2 separate regions of the Homo sapiens genome follow, and region 1 is linked to region 2. Evidence: chromatin loops called from intact Hi-C (ENCODE). Cell type or tissue: sigmoid colon. All regions are shown on one strand. Links, peaks and the distances in the headings refer to the core of each region. The heading gives the core; the rest is flanking DNA.

The links. Peaks named below come from ENCODE experiments on the same cell type or tissue, not always from the same donor. Only the 100,000 strongest peaks of a DNase experiment are listed, where the experiment ranks them.
Region 1: it touches region 2 in a loop (2.2-fold over the local background); 1 of 110 quality-filtered maps calls a loop at or near these places.

Annotation. Positions count from the first base shown.
Region 1 is chrX:9,492,364-9,497,742 of GRCh38, reverse strand. All of the region lies in intron 1 of TBL1X (transducin beta like 1 X-linked), which reads right to left. Among named protein-coding and RNA genes, the nearest start is that of TBL1X, 30 kb to the right of the region's middle. In sigmoid colon, for the core only: no CTCF peak of the experiment used is centred there; a DNase peak (open chromatin) is centred at 2,712; H3K4me3 peaks cover 481 bases.
Region 2 is chrX:9,674,228-9,679,606 of GRCh38, reverse strand. All of the region lies in intron 5 of TBL1X (transducin beta like 1 X-linked), which reads right to left. Among named protein-coding and RNA genes, the nearest start is that of GPR143, 89 kb to the left of the region's middle. In sigmoid colon, for the core only: no CTCF peak of the experiment used is centred there; a DNase peak (open chromatin) is centred at 2,426; H3K27ac peaks cover 756 bases.

The DNA.
Region 1 (5,379 bases), core at 140-5,139, 180 kb after region 2:
GGAACACGCTAATCTCGATCTCCTGGACTCAAGCAATCCTCCTGTCTCAGCCTCCCAATGGAAGCCTTCTAAATGGAAGCACACTGTTTTGGGTATCCATAGATATGAAGAGAAAGTTTGAAATGCCCACCAACTATCTGTGATTAGCACCTACATTTGTGTTACTCGTGGCCAATGTAGCTTTCAAGTTTATGACACATAGCAACCCCTGAGCTTAACTACCTGGTTGCTAATGACACCACCGTATTTGTTATGTCAGGGTTCCTTTTGCTAATTGCTCTTGTGGGCTTCAGGCTTTCTCTGTGTAAGTCTTTTTTTTTTTTTTTTTTTTTTTGAGATGGAGTCTGGCTGTGTCTCCCAGGCTGGAGTGCAATCGCAGGATGGTGCCTGACTGCAACCTCCACCTCCTGGGTTCAGGTGATTTTCCTGCCTCAGCCTCCCTAGTAGCTGGGACTACAGGCACACAACACCACACCCAGCTAATTTTTGTATTTTTTGTAGAGACAAGGTTTCACCATGTTGCCCAGGCTGGTCTCAAACCCCTGGGCTCAAGTTAACCCCTCGCCTCGGCTTTCCAAAGTGTTAGGATTACAGGCGTGAGCCACTGTGCCAGGCCATGGATATCTTTAACGACAAGAACTGTGTGTGTTTGGTTTTAAGACCAAGTGGAGCCCTGATGGTTACATGTCCAACCAAAGGTTATTTAATATTCCCATCACTTCAGATGCTATAATCATAAGTGTGTCATCTGTCCTTGAAACATGTTTTCAACGATGGAATTTTTAAATACAGGACTTGAGTTTTCAGCACTCTCAAAAATCAGAAGGAAAAGGAAAGAGTTATCCAGAAAAAGCTCATTCTCATGGTCATGAGTTTAAACAACCTTAACTATAGACAGACAACCACCGTCCTCTCATAAACCCAACAATCCACTTCATCTCTTGGTTCCCTTTCCACCCTCATTCGGGCTAGGAACGTCTGATCCAATCAACCAGGTGAGAATCATCTCCATGATTCCTCATGCCACTGACTGGCTTCCATTATGGGTCTAATCATCTTCTGGATGAGAGATAGTGGATTTCTCTCAGCAAACAAAACACAGGCGTTCTCCTCATTTCAAACAGCATTATTGCACCTTTAAAAGATTCCATTGAATTGAACCCTAAGAGGCTGCCAGCATTTGACCACTTTTAATTTAAAAGAGCCAGTGTCATTTGGTTCAATCTAATGTGGGTGCAAAATAATTGATATGTACAACTGAAGTCAAAAGTTTGGTTTACAACTGTGTCAGCCCTGGGGGAGAGGGCAAGACTCTCATATCCTTTCCAGAAAGACAGAGTTGCAAATCCACGATGCTCCTTTGGAGATGCCTCCCCACTCCTAGCCCCCTATATTCACTGAGCAAGGCCCTCTGGCTGTAAGCAAGGGGCACTCTTTGCTCTAGGGTTCTCTGGCTTGTTGGCCAAAACCTTATCAGTTATGCATTGTGGTGTGGAGCTTTCCCTACTCAGTCCCCACCTCTCTTTCATCTCCTCAGGCCATGTCCCCAATTTAAACACTTGTACCCTGACTCCTCCTCACCGCACGCTTTCCAGAGGGCCAAACGGACACACTGGCTTTCATGGTGACTTCTTCAAAATCTCTCCCAAAATATCAATGTGTATTGTGTATACACACTATCAACACTACACTATGTATACACACACAGCCAAGCCTTGTTATTTACGGATTCCGTGTCTGTGAATTTGCCTATTGGCTAACATTTATTTGTAGCTCCAAAATCAGTACCTGCAGCGCTTTCATGGTCATTCTCAAACATGCAGCGTGTGGCTGTGTCACCAAATGCACATGTTCCCAGCTGAGGGTGAACAAGGCTCTCACTCCGTAAACAAGTGTCCTTTTCGCAGTCTATTCACAGTGCCAGTTTTTTGAAATGTTGTAGTTTCTGGGTGACTTTGCTGCTTAAAATGGCCCCCAGATGCTGCAGTGCTGTCTCATGTCCTGAAGCACAAGGCTGGGATGCGTCTTATGGGGAAAATACGTGCGTTAGATGAGGTTCGGCCAGGCGTGAGTCACAGTGCTGTTGGCGTGAGTGCAATGTAAAGGAACCAACAGAAACACACAATAGAAATACATACAACAAAGTTATGCACTGACTGCTTGACAACAACATTGTGACCAGAGGTTCGCAGAAGCCTCACTGTGTATTTTCCCTGGGGTGATGCTTTCTATAAAGTCTCAGCGACTTTACAGAACATAGCTCCAGTGAATAATGGGAATCAAGTGTATGCGTGTACAACATGAAGATGCAGCTATCCCAGGAATCTCTGTCGGACCTAAAAAAAAAGAAACCGAAACCCATCTTGCTGCATTTTCACATTCCGTAGACATCCCTGAATGACCTGTCATTATCCCCTCTCCCTTGTGCACCATTTCTCCTGCTCCTCCGCCCTCGACAATTCCTGCCTCTTCTCTACTAAATCAGGGCTACATACTTGTAGGATAGCTGCGCTCCATCACAGAGAAGACTCTCTGCCCATAGCCCTTTTATGCAGGTGAAATTTGATTAAAATGAACGTCGAGGGCAGCTGTGAACGGAAAAAGCCAGGGCCAAAGAGAAACTGCAGGCAATGAGGGACAGAGATGAACCTTTCCCTCTGTAGACTGATAGCTCTTGAGCCCATCCCACACACGAGGGCCCAACAGCCCCCTTCAATTCCTATGACTCAGCACCTCTCAGGAGCAGCTCTGGTGTTTGTCTCCATGTTTTATGTGGGAAATGGATGGAAAAAATGTTAGTATCCAAGGCGAGAAGCAAGCATTGGTTATGAAACAGCATGTCAACTCCTCCTTCCTGTTTTACAACTCCTCTAAGACCTGATGTGGAAACATTTCCAAGAAAGCAAATAAGCAAAAACAAAAACTCAAGACCGAAATTTCTCTTGTAATGTGAGTGATCCTAACAATGAACCAAATAGATTTTAACACGTCCACCTTCATGGAGAATTGTTCTAGCCCGAATTCTAAAAGGACCAAATGTATCAGGCAGGAAGGAATCCTTTAAAAAGAGATCAAAGCCTACTTAAGCAAATTCACGAAAGATGACCAATTTTCAATGAAGATCCTCAAGTTAAATATTTTTAAAATATTTTTTAAAAAAACTTTTTTTTTGAAGTTGAAGAAGTCTATGAGTTGATTTGCCAAGGACTTTAAAGGAAAACACCTGTCACCATGTTTAAAGGCAACACCTGTCACCATGGTTCAAGCTTATATATCTTCCAAAGAGAACTAAGATAATGAGATAAAGGTAATCGTTTTCCTTACTTCCATTTAGACTAAGTGTCTGAACTTGATTTTCTCTGATAGGGTCTAAGTCGGCCTTTAATTATGTCAGACGCACATGAGTAGATAACCAAGAAGTACCCTCAGACCCTATAAGACAACCCTAGAGTATGGAATATGCTGGAATGTTCTGGCAAATTCTCTTCTGGAATTTGGTTCCTCTCTTTCTTGGTTCCTGTTCAAGGCAGTTGAGTCACTCTAAGTTCCAGTCAACATAATAATTATACAAATCCGCTGTGGTGCCAAGTGAAGATCCCAAAGACAACGCTGTAGCCACTGGACCGCACCACATGCAGCTCTCAGCACTGGCAGTGGCGGTATGATCCCCCACAGCTCCATCAATTCAGATCAAGGGCTGTGAACAGTCTCGAAGATGAATCACAGTGTGGTGCTAAAACAACCTCAGAGAACATTTGTCTCAAGCTCTGAGATGACAGAAAAAGAGAGACAATTCCTATATTTTCCTGGGACCAGTGTCACGGGGTGGTTAGGGACAGCATCAGGACTAAATTCAACATTTCTGTTCCCACGAGAGGGTTCTTTCCAGGAAAAGAGACAGTATATCAAACAACAACAAAAATCTACAATTACGCAGGTTGTTTTTTGGTTTTTTTTGTTTTGTTTTGTTTTTGAGACAAGATCTCACTCCAGTTGCCCAGGCTGAAGTGCAGTGGCATGATCTCAGGATATCAGCTCACTGCAGCCTCGACTTCCCAGGTTCAGGTGATCCTCCCACCCCAGCCTCCCAAGTAGCTGGGACCAGGAACATACCACCACGCCTGGCTAATTTTCTGTATTTTTAGTAGAGATGGAATGTCACCATCTTGCCCAGGCTGGTCTCCAACTCACGGGTCCAAGCAATCCGCCCGCCTCAGCTTCCCAAAGTGCTTGGGTTATAGGCATGAGCCATCACGTCCAGCCTACATGGGTGTCCTTTGATTTAATCCAGGCAATCATAGATGAGTCCTGGAACTCAAATTGGGCTTACATAACCCCAATTTCCAAACAAGTGAATCAACAAATCCCCAAAAGTCTTCATTTCCTTTTATACATGCTGTACAAGTGGGCCGAGAGAACAGGTCCCCTGCAAGAAGTTAGACTTCCTGGAGGAGCCAGGCAGGAAAATCAGAATCCTCTCCCTCTTGATGAATGAGACAATCTTCCAAGGGACTTAGAGATTGCTTATGTGATAATACCAGTTCCTGTTCCCTAAGGCACAGCATAGCAAGTGGGAAAACATCACCTCCATTGAGCATAAAGAGTTCCTAGAAAGCATTCTGGCAAGTGGAATTGAGACTCTGCCCTATGGCACTGATAAGAAGCAGGTGGAGGGAAATAACCAGCGGAATATCTCTCTATCACACTCCCAGTCACATAGCAATGCACTACATTCATCACTGGCTCAGAAACCCAGCCAATGCCAAAATCGCATTGCTTGTCCTCAAAAGCATGTCTTCCAGCACATTCCCAAATGGTTTCATCCTTCCATTCCTTCCTCCCCTACACACACACACACACACACACACACACACACACACACACACACACACACACACACACACCCTCTAGCCCCAATCTCAACAATATTCCACTCCCTGCATCTGATACCATGCACCCTGTATCACCGTGCCATGAATCAATCAACAAAACGTCTTGGTACAGAGGCATACCGAACAGAAAGGGAAGTTTGATTCCTTCTTATGTTGCCTCTAGCTCAAGGCCTCTGGCACAAGTCACAAACACCGCAGACCTCCACAAAACGCTCACACCAGCTGAGGTAAGGGCTCCCTTTCCAAAAACGGACATTGGTTTTCTCACTACTAAAATGTGACTTTAAAGAGGCTGGCTCATTTTAATGTAAATATTCTTTAGACAAAACATGATTAGAAATTACCAAGACTGGTAGCATAATGACATCTGAAACTGTTAGTCCTGCACTTGGAAAAGTGGCAGTTAAAAAAAGCACAACATGGCTTTCTCATTTTTTTAATGAAGCCAAGTCCTCCTCCTAATTTAGTTCATATACTTCTATTTTCA
Region 2 (5,379 bases), core at 135-5,134:
AGGACTGCCCCTGCGGCAGGTGCAGAAGTAGTTAAAGGGCAGGAGAACAAAGAGCTTGGTGGTACCTCGATGAAAGATCGTGTGAGGGTGATGGGTTAGTGTCCTTGGTGTCACCAGTAGGCTAGCCTAGAGACATTCCTGAAGACGCTAGGCTTGCCACCTACTTAGGAGGCGTATTCCTGATGAATCTCTTGACAGCAGGGCTTCTCAAGCACAGCATGGCTGACTTTTAGGCTGGCTCATTCCTTGCTGTGGGGGACACAGTCCCATGCATTGTACGATGTTGAGCAGCACCCCCGGCCTCTACCCACTAGATGCCAGTAGCACACTCCCATTGTAACAACCAAAAATGTTTCCAATATTGTCCCATCAACCCCACCATGGTTGGGGAATTGACACCCTGAAAGGCCACTACCCCCAGCTCTACTCTCCTTACATTTCTGCTTGGTTCTTGGTTGTTGCTATTGAAAAGCAAGCCACCCTCTGCATGCAATTGGTCATAGACCTTAGATAACATAACACACAGTAACAGAGCATAACCAGATGAGGTAAAATTATTCCCAGGGAGAAAAAAAAGAGTATAATCATGATAAACTGAAAGGCTTACACAAAGGATGACATTTTATAAAGGATGGTAGGATCTTCCATGTAAAGTCCTGTCCATTTGGAATAAAACGTGTAATAGTCTCACAAGAGAGGAAACAGTCTGTATAAGAATTTGTCTCATCTAACTAGGCAACATAAACATTTAAAACAAACCAAGTACATGTATTGCGTTTCTTGCAATTATGACACTGCTAAACCACACCCCTCACAAATGACTTCACAAACCATTTGAGTTATACAGTGTACTACTATGCTCAGCTAATGTTGGCCTGATTCATCAGCAAAATCTGCTAAGTTATCAATCACTGGCCTTTAGAAATACTGCTTATTTGGCAGAGAAAAGTAGAATTTAATACTCAGGCAGCTGTGGAGTTGGTTTTGCATCTTCAGCTAAAACAAATACCAAGGGTATCAATTTGTAACATTAAAACTGGAATTTTTATTAAGTATTTAACAGACTCACATACTTGTAATACTTACAGCTATCCAAAGCTGAGGGACACCATCTGCTATCTGTGCATTGCCTAGATCATGGGCTTGCAAACTGAGGCCCACAGACCAAGTCTGGCTCACTGCCAGTGTGTGTAAATAAAGTTTTATTGAGATACAACCACACCCATGAGTTGATGTGTTGTCTATGGCTATTTTCACACTACAATGGGAGAGTTGAGTAGGTGCAACAGAGACCACATGGCTCATAAAGCTGAGGATATTTACTATCTGCTCCTCTACAGGAAAAGTGTGCTGACCTGATTTTATATACAGTTGACTCTCCATATCCGATAGTTCTGCGTCCACCAAATCAACCAACCACAGATCAAAAATATCCAGAAAAAAACAACAAAAAACAATATGATGATAATAATACGAATAAAAAACCACTGCAATATAACAAACACACTTTACTTCAGCCTGGGAGACAAAGTGATACACCAGTCTTGAGAGCAAAGGAAAGAAACAGAAGAGAAGAAAGAAGGAAGGACCATATTGGATGCAATGACATAAGAATTTGGTACCATTTCTTAGGCTTATGGGGAGAACACATTTAACCAGGTGCTCCAAGGCCTGGATCTGCCCCCTAACAGTTTCCCCAGCTCCCTTTTCTGACCCATGGACAGGTGGAATTCAATGATCTACAAGGTCCCTTTCAATTCTAAAATCCTATGTAGAGAAAATAAATTACCTTACAGTGCCAACAAAACCTGAAGGGTTTTAATTTATGGAGGTGACTGAGTGACAACACAAAGAGGCTAATGCCATTGAAAGAATTTATTACTCAGTTCCCAAGGAAGGGAGTATGCTGGGGCGTGCCACACCATGCCACACAGGGCAACAAGAAACCTTATCACACACAGGGACCGAGAAGCTGAGAAAGAGAGAGGGAGGAACTAGGAGTGTACCTTTATGACTACAGTAGTCGGGGAGTAAAGGGGTGGGGATATCCCTTATTGGATAGGAAGTGAAAATACATGTCAGAATTTGTGGCTGGGAGTTTCATAATATGATTTTGGCACGCCTGCAAAAGCCACCTTATGAGAGGTAAACAACTTTGGTTGTTGGTCTAGCTCTATGATCAATGGATACCAAACAGCCACTGGTTAACACACTTGTCCAATCTAGTAGGCTAAAGAGAAGGGGTTTTACAATACAGTCATTATGAAACCAAAACGTATATGTAGCACTTCCTTTTGTTTCTGCAAATGCTGACAGTTTTCCAACCTCCTTATTCATAGCGGAGTCAGCACAGCTTCTCCTCAGTCAATATTTCCTGGATCATAAAGGTTTCTCCAGCAGGACTGCAGCTGCCTGGAAAGCTGCCCACTTTCCTCTCAGTGCTGGGACAAGGTGGTGGAGGTGGGGAGGGTGTGATAAAAATAAAGATGCGAGAGAGGCCAAGGATGAGGAAGTGGGAGCCGGGATGAAAAATCAAATGGTGAAGAAAACACAGACACACACGCACACTCTCACGGAGTTAGGAACAGTAAACAGAAAAGGCGAGGGAATTAGAAATCCTATCTTCATCTGTGGGGCGAATTCACTACCAGTTCCCTTCACTTCAACAATGATGGATTAGTCTCACCAGAGGATTACATTTTCTGCCCAAGAAGCAGTTCTTATCATATGTAAACTCCAATTACATCCATGGTAAAAAGAAAAAAAAATATGCTGGGGAGAATTCTTTTTGCCTTTGCAGTCTATATCACTGAACGTGTTCATATCAGCTTTCCATTTTAATGTGTTTATATGAAAAAAACCCTCAAGGCCCAGTCCTCAACTCCCATCCTAACCTCCAACAACATTTTGCTACAGAAAACAGAGTGCAGTGAGAACATTTTTATGCGCTGCAGACCTGTTTGAGATGACCCACCATAACATGGAATTTAGCGTAAAATGAAGCTGCCTCGGACGGCGTCCAAAAGAAATACCAGAAGGATCTCGTTAAAATACGGTTTTGCCATAACATCTGGCCTGGACCCCAAGGGTGGTGGCTGAATACAGCTCAGGCCGCTGACAAGCGCAGACCAGGCACCCTTGCCAAGACTATTTTCATATCCTCTAGATGTGGGGAGCATCCAGGAGGGAAAAGCATTACTCAGGCCATAAACTCATGTGGCTACTTCCTCCCAGGGCAATGGCGGGCTAGGACAACGAGACAACCTTGGACGGGCCTCGGCTAGGGTAGGGGGTGCTGCTTCCTGGAAATGCTCACAGAGAATTGTAGTGGAGGTGATGCCAGGAGAAGCCTCAGCTCCTGCTGCAAGTCAGCTACTAGGAAGAGCTAGGTGCAGAGACGCTCATGTCCTCCAGCCCTACAGTGTGGTCTCCAGCACCTTGGAACACTCATGAATTCTGGATTCAATATTTGGAAATTGGAAGACAGCATGAATGCTAAACCAGAGATTTACGACGGATAGCACCATTGCAAATCACACTCAAACAAAAGTCAAGATATGACTTTGGGAATATAAGAGAAAGCAATTTGGAAGATGGAGAAATTAACTCACATTGTTAAACAATCAACACAACTCCTGTTCTCACATTGGGGGATTTCTTCCAGTCCCTTTTCTCTATGTATCTTAATTACTTTCTTCTTTTTTTTTTTTTTTTTGAGACAGAGTTGCATTCTTGTCACCCAGGCTGGAGTGCAATGGCATGATCTCGGCTCACTGCAACCTCCGCCTCGCAGGTTCAAGCGATTCTCCTGCCTCAGCCTCTCGAATAGCTGGGATTACAGGCGCATGCCACCACGCCCAGGTAATTTTTGTATTTTTAGTAGAAATGGGGTTTCATTTCATGTTAGCCAGGCTGGTCTCGAACTCCTGACCTCAGGTGATCCACCTGCCTCGGCCTCCCAAAGTGCTGGGATTACTTGCTGGGCGTGAGCTACCGCGCCTGGCCTGTGCGTCTTAATTTCTATGTATAATCATCATGGTCACAGAATATTGTATCCCTGTTCTCTTTTACCTAGCACACTATAAGCATTTTCCCTGGTTGCTGGTTGGTTTTGACAGCCACCTCTGTGGTTACTAATTTTTCACCAAGCAGGCAGGTCATCCTTTACTCACACTACATCCAGTTTTATCTTTCAACAATGAATCAACGGCTTCTAACTGGACAGGTTCCCGTGTCTCAGCTGGTGTTAATGTGCCACTAACCCTACTTGCCAGCATCTTTTCCTCCTTCCTGCCATCATGTGTCCTAGGTCCGCATCACCAAGATGGCGCATTCTCCTCAAAAATGCTGGGGTTTGCTCTTTATTTTTCTTGAAGTGCTCTTCTTACTTTGCCTAAAAACTTCTGGTTCAAATCCAGCTCAGATAGCACTCTATGCCCTTTCTCAAGCTGCTGGAGAAAAGGTGACAACTGCTGCATTCAAGTACTCTCTTGTGGCCTCCACATTTCTGACGGTACTCAAAATAATTTTAAGTAGCGTGAGGGCAAATGTTTGAAATTTAATAGCTATTTAAATGTATGTTATGCGAACAATAGAACTAAATGAAACTCGTAAACTAACAGGTATTGGTATATCTAATAAAAAGCAACTGTTTCAATTTAAGAAAATACTCCAGGTGTATGCAAATATGGTGAAAATTCAGATAACGAGCAAAGAACTAAGATTGGCACTGGGTGTGGTGGCTTATGCCTGTAATCCCAGCACTTTGCAAGGTCGAGGTGGAAGGATCATTTGAAGCCAGGGGTTCAACACCAGACTGGGCAACAAAATGAGACCCCATCTTTACAAAAAATAAAAATAATTAGTTGAGTGTGGTGGCCCGTGCCTGCACTCACAGCTACTGGGGGGGGGGGGGGGGGGGGGGGGCTGAGGCGGGAGGATCATTTGTGCCCAGGAGGCTGAGGCTACGGTGAGCCATGATTGTGCCACTGCACTCCAGCCTGGCCAACAGAGAGAGACTCTGTCTTTAAAAAACAATAAATAGGTCAGGCGCAGTGACTCACACTTGTAATCCCAGCACTTTTTTGGAGGCGAAGGTGGGTGAATCGCTTGAGCCCAGGAGTTCGAGACTAGTCTGGGCAACATGGTGAAACACTGCCACTATAAAAACTACGAAAAATTAGCTGGGTGTGGTAGCACATTCCTGTGGTCCCAGCTACTTGGGGAGACTGAGGTGGGAGGACTGCTTGAGCCCAGGAGGCTGAGGCTGCAGTGAGGCAAGATCATGCCACTGCATTCCAGCCTGGGCAATGCAGTGAGACCCTGTCCCACACATGAAATATATATCGGGCGGGGGGAGGAGGGCAGGCAGCCCCTTCT